Linked DNA regions of Homo sapiens: regions 2 and 3 are each linked to region 1. A link is a contact called in ENCODE Hi-C data. All regions are on one chromosome and are shown on one strand. The core of a region is the stretch at or near the end of the contact, and the rest is flanking DNA. Distances in the headings are between cores, read along the strand shown. Region 1 has its middle 280 kb from the start of FAR2. Region 2 holds the start of FAR2-AS1 (FAR2 antisense RNA 1). Region 3 has its middle 380 kb from the start of CCDC91.

What was found. Hi-C counts contacts between places; a loop is a spot of excess contacts on that map. Pooled maps may share reads with other maps.
Region 2: a pooled map shows a loop between it and region 1 (6-fold over the local background). The contact joins the promoter of FAR2-AS1 here to the enhancer-like site in region 1. A Hi-C loop is called at or near these places in 5 of 37 single-sample maps with no recorded cell type and 8 of 50 pooled maps.
Region 3: a loop to region 1 is called in a map of Calu3, with 8 times the contacts of the local background. The contact joins two enhancer-like sites. A Hi-C loop is called at or near these places in 3 of 168 maps with a recorded cell type or tissue (Calu3, IMR-90 and mammary epithelial cell) and 3 of 50 pooled maps.

Annotation. Positions count from the first base shown.
Region 1 is chr12:28,869,632-28,872,738 of GRCh38, forward strand. No RefSeq gene overlaps it. Among named protein-coding and RNA genes, the nearest start is that of FAR2, 280 kb to the right of the region's middle. Within about 2 kb of position 1,565, at least 2 of the 41 ENCODE cell types and tissues checked have a DNase peak (open chromatin) inside an H3K27ac peak, as active enhancers do.
Region 2 is chr12:29,316,412-29,319,518 of GRCh38, forward strand. FAR2-AS1 (FAR2 antisense RNA 1) reads right to left here and starts at 1,437. Exons shown (of 7, transcript NR_103860.1): 1 at 1,297-1,437. It overlaps FAR2 (fatty acyl-CoA reductase 2), which reads left to right. Exons shown (of 12, transcript NM_001271783.2): 9 at 430-601.
Region 3 is chr12:28,568,392-28,571,498 of GRCh38, forward strand. No RefSeq gene overlaps it. Among named protein-coding and RNA genes, the nearest start is that of CCDC91, 380 kb to the left of the region's middle. Within about 2 kb of position 1,525, at least 7 of the 41 ENCODE cell types and tissues checked have a DNase peak (open chromatin) inside an H3K27ac peak, as active enhancers do.

The sequences.
Region 1 (3,107 bases), core at 315-2,814:
TGACCTTATGTGGAAACAGGGTCTTTGAATGTGACCTTATGTGGAAAAGGGGAAATTGAATGTGGTAATCATTTCTACATTCATTTCCTGGGGCTGCCATTAAAAAGGTACTACATACCAGGTGGCTGAAACAACAGAAATGTATTGTCTCACAGTTCTGGAGGCTAAAAATCCAAACTCAAGATATCAGCAGGACTGGTTGTTTCTGAGGGCACTGAGGGAGAATCTGTTCCACACCTGTCTCCTGGCTTTTGGTAGCATCAGGCATTCGTTGGCTTGTAGATGGCATTCTCTCTGCATTTTCACATTATCTTCCCTCTATATATATCTGTCTCCATGTCCAAATTTCTCCTTTTTATAAAGACACCAGTCATATTGGATTAGGCCCACCCTAATGCTCTCATTTTAACTTGATTACCCATATAAAGACCCTGTTTCCACATAAGGTCACATTCTGAACTACTGGGCACTTCAACGTATCTTTGGGAAAGATAATTCAACCCACAGCAATCACCAAGAAAGTGAAGTGACATGCAGACTTAGAAGCAAACCTAATAAATCTGCATTCTTTAAATAAAAGCCTTGTGGCTCTTCCTCCTCACACAGCTTCAGTCCTTAGACTGACTTGTGCCCGACTTAAATAAGGACTGTGTGTGAACAGAATTTTCTACCTCCTGAGGCTCTGAATATATTTCAAGATAGAACCATGAATTTGTGTATTCATTCCAGGCCAGGTCTGGGGCAATAATTCTAAATCACAGTGCCAAATCTGTTATTAGTTAACTTGTTTTCCAAGCTACTTTTTTATGAGTCTTCATTTTTTGATCTGTCAAATGGGCATGAGTATGTATGTCTTAACTATCCCACTAGAATATATAAACTCTGCAAGTATAGGGATGTTAGTGTATTTTGCTCACTAAAATATTCCAAAGCAGCCAGAACAATGTTGGCACATAGTAGGCAATTAATATGTATTAAATTCATAAATGAATAAATAGGCTTGCTACATGCATTAAGTTTATATTATGCATGAAAAGATCTAAAAGTTAAAATGTTCTGGCCAGGCGCAGTGGCTCATGCCTGTAATCCCAGCACTTTGGGAAGCTGAGGCCGATGGATCATCTGAGGTCAGGAGTTTGAGACCAGCCTGGCCAACATGGTGAAACCCCATCTCTACTAAAAATACAAAAATTAGTAAGGTGTGGTGGCACGCACCTGTAATCCTAGCTACTCAGGAGGCTGAGGCAGAAGAATAGCTTGAACCTGGGTAGCGGAGGTTGCAGTGAGCTGAGATTGCGCCATTGCACTCCAGCCTGGGTGACAGAGCAAGACTCTGTCAAAAAAAAAAAAAAAAAAATTAAATGTTCTGTAATGGAGAGAGTTTGCAGTAGAGAGGAAGAGGTGTGCTGAGGAAGTTAGAAGATGAAGTGTCTGGCCTCAGCACTGCTGACTCACTGTATGGTCTATCCTTAACTGTAAAGTAAGGGAGATAATTTCTAAAGTCTCTTTCACTCTAAAATTCTGAACTTATATTTTTATGACAGGAAATGCAGTGATAATGTGTGTTTCTAAGTCCCATGTAATAGAGGCAAACCCTCTGGTACATACTATACCTACTTTTTGTTCTCAGGCTTTCTTAGGGTCTATGACTAATTTGAACTCCTTCCTTTGTACACAGACTGAACTTGAGCCACACCCTTGAAACCAGTTGAAATGGAACCCATTCTCAAGTGTTTGGGCTGGAACCATGGAAAGAGAGCAGATGCAATGGTCAGACTTTCTCTCATGTGTATTCTTCTCCAGACTTGGTACAAAATTGAAAAGGAAGTTTCATGTGCAGAAAACTACCAGGAATGAAAAGTAGTGGGTTTGGATGACTTTCCCAGAGTGGTGGGAATTTGGAATTCTTATAATGCAAATCAATACTAAGTCCGTTTAGAATCAGACAAACAAAGTGATGATTATTTTACGTTTTTGGGCCCAGAGCAAATCTGCTTCCAGCTAGTCTAGTACCTATTAACATTTATAAAGTTCTTTCTAGTAAAGGACAAGTCTTTGGGGAATAGCTCATGCCTAGCTATTTCGTGCCTTTTCACACTTGGCATAAAACAGATCTACAAATCCAGGTTTTGATGTGGAAATTCTTCCTTGTTATAAGAATTCTGATTCTTGAAATCCTCCCTTTCCCACCCCACTCTCATCTCCTAAAACTACCTGGTGGTGAAAGAAGTCAGTGGGGAATCATTTCTTAAGCATTATGATTGGCCTGCAAGAAAAATCTACTCTGCTGGTTTTATGACCCAGATGGAGGCTCAGACCCTCTCTACCAGGGATGGCAATTCTCATTGACTCCAGACATGCATGCGCTGTCTATCCAGGGCATGTTGTGGGTATCTTCAGTACCTCTCTTCTCCGGGTTTCTAATAACTTTAACTGTTCAATTTCCGCTCCCTTTGCTATCCTATAAAAAATGCAACCCCTTAAAGTGAGGAAGCTGCCTCAGCCAGGAATCACTCAGCTCACACGTACCAATATGTTGCCTACGGAGTTCAATGAGAAGTATGTTTCTTACTCCTTGGATGAATAGCTAGACCTAAAAATCCTATTGGCCCCAAAATATCATGGTATCTTTTGGAATATAAACTCTTTAAGCAATCCTGATATGATTTCTTGATAGTGACCACTTCCTTGTCCAGAGGAGTGTGTATATGGCAGCAATTGTACTAGGTTCTGGGATATAAAGGTAAATGCCACATGAATTTGCCCTCAGAAACTTCACATTCCAGATGGAGAAACAGATAGGTAAACAACCACCTGCAACACAGTGTGAGCTATAGAGATGATAGATAGATATTAGATAGATAATAGAGATAGATATAGATAGGTAGATGATAGAAAGAAAGAATGGACAGGCACATTGTTTAGGGGAAGATTTGTTTCATGTAGGGGTTCCTGGGTGGTTGGTTCACAAAGGGTCATATCTGATCTGGGCTTTGAAGAGTAGGAAGGAAATAATATTCCTGGCAGAAAGAGAACAATGTGAGCAAAAGCAACTTGGGTGCGGTAAAGTAATGGTGAGTAATGTGGTAAAGTATGGTATCTTCTGC
Region 2 (3,107 bases), core at 187-2,686, 450 kb after region 1:
AATAAAGATTCAAATAAAATGTTAAGAAACTTTCTAAATGGTTCTGAAAGTAATGGTCCAGCCAGGGAAATAAGGTCTCTCGCCTCTGTCTTGGGGCTTTCAGAATAGACTGGATGACCTTAGAATTAAAGGCAGATTCATGTTTTTCTGAACAGTACCTCCTTGTATTGACAAGTGTTTCCCCAATAGTTTGTTTTACAGTAAATGCTTCAACTAAAGAATCCAATTATTAACCCATTCACACTGTTTCAGTTTGCAGATAACCATTTGCCCAGCACAAAAATCTTTATATTGTTCTCAGAAATTGATTCTTGACTCTACACAGCAAATCCTTCGTCTTTATTGTTTTGACCCATTACAAATGCTTTCCACTATGATGGACTTATATTCTCCTTTTCTCCTCTAGCACTTACTTTCTTTTTTCCCCAGGAGTCCAAGTCTTGGCAACCTTTGAAAAAATCCCATTTGAGAGACCTTTCAGGAGGCCAAATGCTAATTTTACCAGCAACAGCTTCACATCACAGTACTGGAATGCGGTCAGCCACCGGGCCCCTGCCATTATCTATGACTGCTATCTGCGGCTCACTGGAAGGAAGCCCAGGTGAGAAGCTGAGTCAATGGCTTTGAGAGTGTCACTGCATGGGAGATTAAGGCCCCAAAATCTTTAGTGCTTCCTTCAGCCGAGGATTAAAGGAGACAACTGAATCTTACCCATATATACAGATTGAACACACCTAATCTGAAAATCCAAAATCTGAAATTCTCCAAAATCCAAAACGTTTTGAGTGCTGACATGATGCCACAAGTGGAAAATTCCACATACCTTACCTCATGTGATGGGTCACAGTCAAAAGACATTCAAAACTGTTTCATACATAAAATTATTTAAAATATTATGTAAGATTACCTTCAGGCTCTGTGTATATGGCTAAGTGTGTATGAAACAGAAATGAATTTTGTGTTTAGACATGGGTCCCATCCCCAAGATAGCTCATTACATATATGCAAATATTCCAAAATCTGAAAACAATCAAAACCCAAAACACTTCTGGCCCAAGTATTTCACATAAAGGATACTCGACCTGTATAAGTTTTGAACAAAGCAGTCATAGTGAGAAGCCACAAAAGACATTAAAAATGTTCCAGCACAATAAAGGAAGGTAAATGTTAAAGAGGTTGATGAATTCAGCAAGTAATCATTCATGCGAAAAGAAAAGCAATTGAGACTCTGTCACTAGGGTTTTCTGAATAGGTAGATAATCTTAAATATACAATAATGATGACAACCTCACTTACTGAGAGTTTACTGTGGCACTCGTGGGGCTAAGGCTGATGCATGATGATCCCATTTTCATTGTCACAGCTACCCAAGGAAGATGTCCTCATCATCCCAATTTTACAAATGGGGAAATAGAAGCTAAGGAAAGAATCTGAATTAGTCTCAAAGGAAGTGACAGGAAGGATGTGGAGAAAGCCGAGTCTCAAAGTCAGTATTCGGAACCAGATTTACTGCCACCTAGAGATGAGTGAAGAAATTAGAGGGAACACAGTGTGCTGATGCTAAGGCAGCTGTCACCACCTAGCTGTGTGACACAGGACATACGCCTTTATCTGTCTCGCTTGAATAATATTATGTGTCAGAGGAGTCATTGTTATAATTGCCTAAGGCAATTCTCGTGATCAAGAATCAGAAGTATGAACAGTATTGCCTTCTGTGCTAGCCCCTTTATAAGGGAGGAAGTCTTCTTCAGCGTGTTTGTCATCTTTATTAGCAGTGCAAATGACTAAAACTTAGCCAATGTAGAGTTTATCTAAATTTTTAAAGACCTCATTTGGAGCTCATAACTCAGTTCTTGAGCAAGGTGAAAAGGAAACATTGTGATTATGGGGAAAATATTTGTATGGGGCTTATTAAATAAAGACAGGAAAAGAAGAAAACCCAAATATTGTAGGCAGAAATGCTAAAGGTTTTAAAATATATCAGGATTGGAAGAGGGCCTGCATAAAGAACAAAGTTCAGTTAGGAAAAAAGAGAAACACAGAAGGAAGAGACACAATAAAAATCTATATGTATCTTGTGAGAAGTCAAACAGTAATATTTGTGGGAAATGGGTTGGTTTGTTGTGTGGTATGTATTTTAGCAATAATCTTTATGGCAGAAAAAGCTGAAATCCTTCTAGACCCTTTCCTGCTCCAGGTGTGCTTGTGTATACTCTCCTATGCTTTTACATCCATATATGGACGTACATAGTTTGCTTTGCAGTAGGGGGGTATGTGTGTATATAAATCAATTGTACATATTTTACAACTTTTTCCACTAATTTTCCATGAAAATCTAAGTCATTCTGCCCGGTGTTGTCTTTTTTTTCTACTGCAAATAGGGCAATGAATATCAGTGTGCATGCCTCTTTGTAGAATGTGCCTGTGTCAGGAGAGGATGCTGAGGAGGGAGACTGCTGGATTGAAGAGTATGTGGAGTTTGTGACTAGTGCCAGGTGACCCTCCCTAAGGAAGAGACTGTCAATTGGCACTACCACAACAGTGTATGAAGGGTACAAAAGTCTTTTTTTTTTCTTTTTCTTTTTTCTTTTTTTTTTGAGATGGAGTCTTGCTTTGTCACCTAGGCTAGAGTGCAGTGGCGAGATCTCAGCGCACTGCAACCTCTGCCTCCTGGGTTCAAGCGATTCTCCTGCCTCAGCCTCTCGAGTAGCTGGGATTACAGGCGCCCGCCACTGTGCCTGGCTAATTTTTGTATTTTTAGCAGAGATGGGGTTTCACGATCTTGACCAGGCTGGTCTCGAACTCCTGACCTCAAGCAAGTCACCCGCCTCGGCCTCCCAAAGTGCTGGGATTACAGGCATGAGCCACCGCGCCCGGCCAAGGGGTACAAAACAGTATGTCTTACCCTCTTAATGGGGGTAAGAATACTTTGTAAAAATCAACTTCTGAATTGTCAAACTCATAAGGAATGACATCTTTTTGTTTTTTTGATTTGCATTCATGATTGCTGGAGGGGCTGGACTTTCATTCATTTATTGGACATTTAAGTTTTCCCCTCTGTGTGCTGCCTGCTTCTGCTCCCTATTTTCCTATTGGGTTGTCCTTAT
Region 3 (3,107 bases), core at 275-2,774, 300 kb before region 1:
CCCTTCACATTTAATCCTTGGATCACATCTGGTGTTATTCAGGCACAACTGGAAGGCCACGTGCTGGTGGACCACATCTGGAATAGCCTATGTTGAGAGACACATCTGGCACTCTTCCCCCATCACCTTCCTTCTTTTCTCTTCAGAGAACTTGGGACACGGAGTCAAGACACCTTGCTTTCAAGCCCAGGTCTTCTATTAACTGACCATGGGCTTGTAGGCAAAGTCACACCACTTCTCTGGGTATAATTGCATACTGGGTGATTTCTAAAGCCTCTTCCTGCTCCAAGATACTATTATGCTGTGACAAACTGGAGAAGTAGACAGTGACGATATTGATAGGGAACCTCCTTAAAAATGGAGACCCTGTTATTCAGAGAATTTAATGGCTTCTAATCCAGGATTACACAGATGGTAAGCAGTAACATCTCTGGTTGTTTCATTTAGTGTTTTTTCCACTACATTGCACACATGTGCGTGAGCACAATGTGGATTAACCTTGACCCGCTTAGCTCTAGCTCAGATAACCAGATGCAGATGGAGGAATCCATGCTTTCAGCGAAATTACATTAATTACTTGGACGGTATGTGGCTAAATAAGATTCCACAAACTGACAGCCTGCAGACAGGATTTGTCCTGAAGCCCTGTTTTGTTTGGCCCCTAGCGTGTTTTATTTAAAAAATTGACATGTTGCTATACTTTAAATTTGGGATATTTACATAAAAATCCAAAATTTCAAGTTCTCTTAAAAAGCCAAAAGATTTATGATTGGCTGAAATGGGCTCATCATTATATTGTCCCTTCAGTTAGTGTTTTCAAACTTCCATACTGTTGACATTTTGGGCTGGATAATTCTTTGTTGTGGAGAGGCTGTCCTGTGGATTTTGGGATGTCTAGCAGTATCCCTAGCCTGTGCTCAGCAGATGCCAGTAGCACCTTCTCCTCTGTTGTGACAATCAGTGTGACATTTCCAAATGTCCTTTGGCTGGGGGGCACAAAATTCCCTTATGTTGAGAATGATTGTTGTAGGCATTTGAATAGGAATCCTTGGAAAACAGAAGAGCTGGAGAAGATGTAGTCCAATGCTCTCAGTTTACAGAGAAGGAAACTGAAGCCCAACCGGAGAGGTTAAGTAACTTGCCCACGGTGACACAATTGGAACAATGGTGACAGACCTAGGACTGGAACCCAGGTCCTCTGACACCTTGTGCAGTGCATTTTTCACCTAGATCTGCTTCCAAAGCCCTCACCTGCCAACTGTGTGAGATGACGGGTACATTAATTTGCTAATTTCCCACCCACTTTAATTGCTGATCAGGAAGGCCTGACGGCTGCTTTCACTTCCTTGCAAGTGTGTCCAGAGGCAAGCAGAGCAGCTCCCCATTCCAAGGGAGCATTTCCTGGATATAGGCGGCCCATATTGTTTCACTCAGATTGGAAGGGGTGTTGCATAAACATTTGCCTTATTCTCTGATCCAGTCATTTAAATAAGATTTTTCTCATTCCCAGCCAATTCAGATCATCAGTCTCTTTTGCATTCTTGAATCAACATTTCCTCCAAAGCCGCTAAGAAAGTGTACAGCCAGAAACAAATGTTTGTGTGAAGTCATTTGTCACTCTGCAAATTCCTTAGGAATGTGGTTATACAACAAACAGTTGGATGTTATCATTTATATGCCTAGAATTTGTTTCATTATCTGAAAGCTCATCCTTTTTGATAAAAAAAATTTTAGAAGTATATTAATGATTTATCACAGGAAGTATTTACTTTTCACAATAATAAATTCCTCTGATGTGAGAAAGTACCTACCAGGCTCACTGGACCAGAAGCCCTGAGTGCTTAGGCTTCAGTTTTGGCTCTGTCACTATCCAAACTGATGGCCTAAACAGGGCCATATCTTTCTCAACAGTGTTTTCTGAGCTACCACTGAGATCCCTTGACACTCTCATATTGTATGAGTCATATTCCTGTTTCATCTATTATAGTCCCTGTGAGCTTTCTCCTATAATTGAGTCTTGTTCTACCTGGTTTGACTACTGCATTTTTGATAGAGAAAGCCCAGGAAACACCTATTGTAAAATGTTATTCATTTACCCACTTACAGTGGGACCAGCCCACAGGTTAATTTGAAATTTTTCTAGTTGTCAGTGAAATATCTTAGTTAGAAAGTAACTTTGCCAGACAGTAATTTTAAACTCTGCTTTGTGGGTACAATAGTCCCCTCTTATCCAAGAGGGATATGGTCCAACACTGCTAGTGGGTGCCTGAAATCATGGATTGTAGGAACCCAATCAAACACAGTTCTGTTCACATCCACCCACAAATTTAATACCTTTTCCATCCTAACTAAGCGCTTGTCATGCACTGTGGCCATAATTTTGCAGTTTAAAGGGCAACAGCAAAACTAGCACACATTTTTTTTTTCCTCTCCACAATTTAACAGATAGGTCTGTTTTTACTGTAGGTTTTAGCAACTTCAGCATACAATTCTTTTTTTCTTATTAAGTTGAGAACCTCCTCCTTTTCATGTAAAGAAGACTATGGTTTCTTTTTGGTATATCCAAATTGCCTTGCATCACTACTCTTGTGGTTAGGACCTTTATGAAGTAACATAAGGGTCCCTTGAACACAAGCACTCTGCTATCATGACAACAGATCTGTTAACCAAGAAATCTACTAAGTAAATCACAGGCAGGGAGGGTAGATAGCATGAAGACGCTGGACAAAGAGAGGATTAACCTCCTGGGTAAGATGGGGAGGGAGGGCACACAGTTTAAAACGTATGAATTGTTTATGTCGGAATTTTCCATTTAATATTTTCAGACCACGGTTGACCACAGGTAACTGAAACCACAGGAATGAGATGACAGGTAAGGGGTTACTACTGTATATCCTTCTTGGATGTCCTACTGAGTGTCAGAATCATTTGAGAATGCAATGATGTGGGAATCAACTTCCTCCTGCCTCCCACTCCACTTAGTCCTCCCCTTCAATGTGGTGGACTTTTCATATATTGTGACCTGAAGTTTACAGAGGACTGTTGTGTGACCACTCACTACTGCAAAATCATACTGCCCTAAATGTGTTCTTATTTTCTTGGCTTCT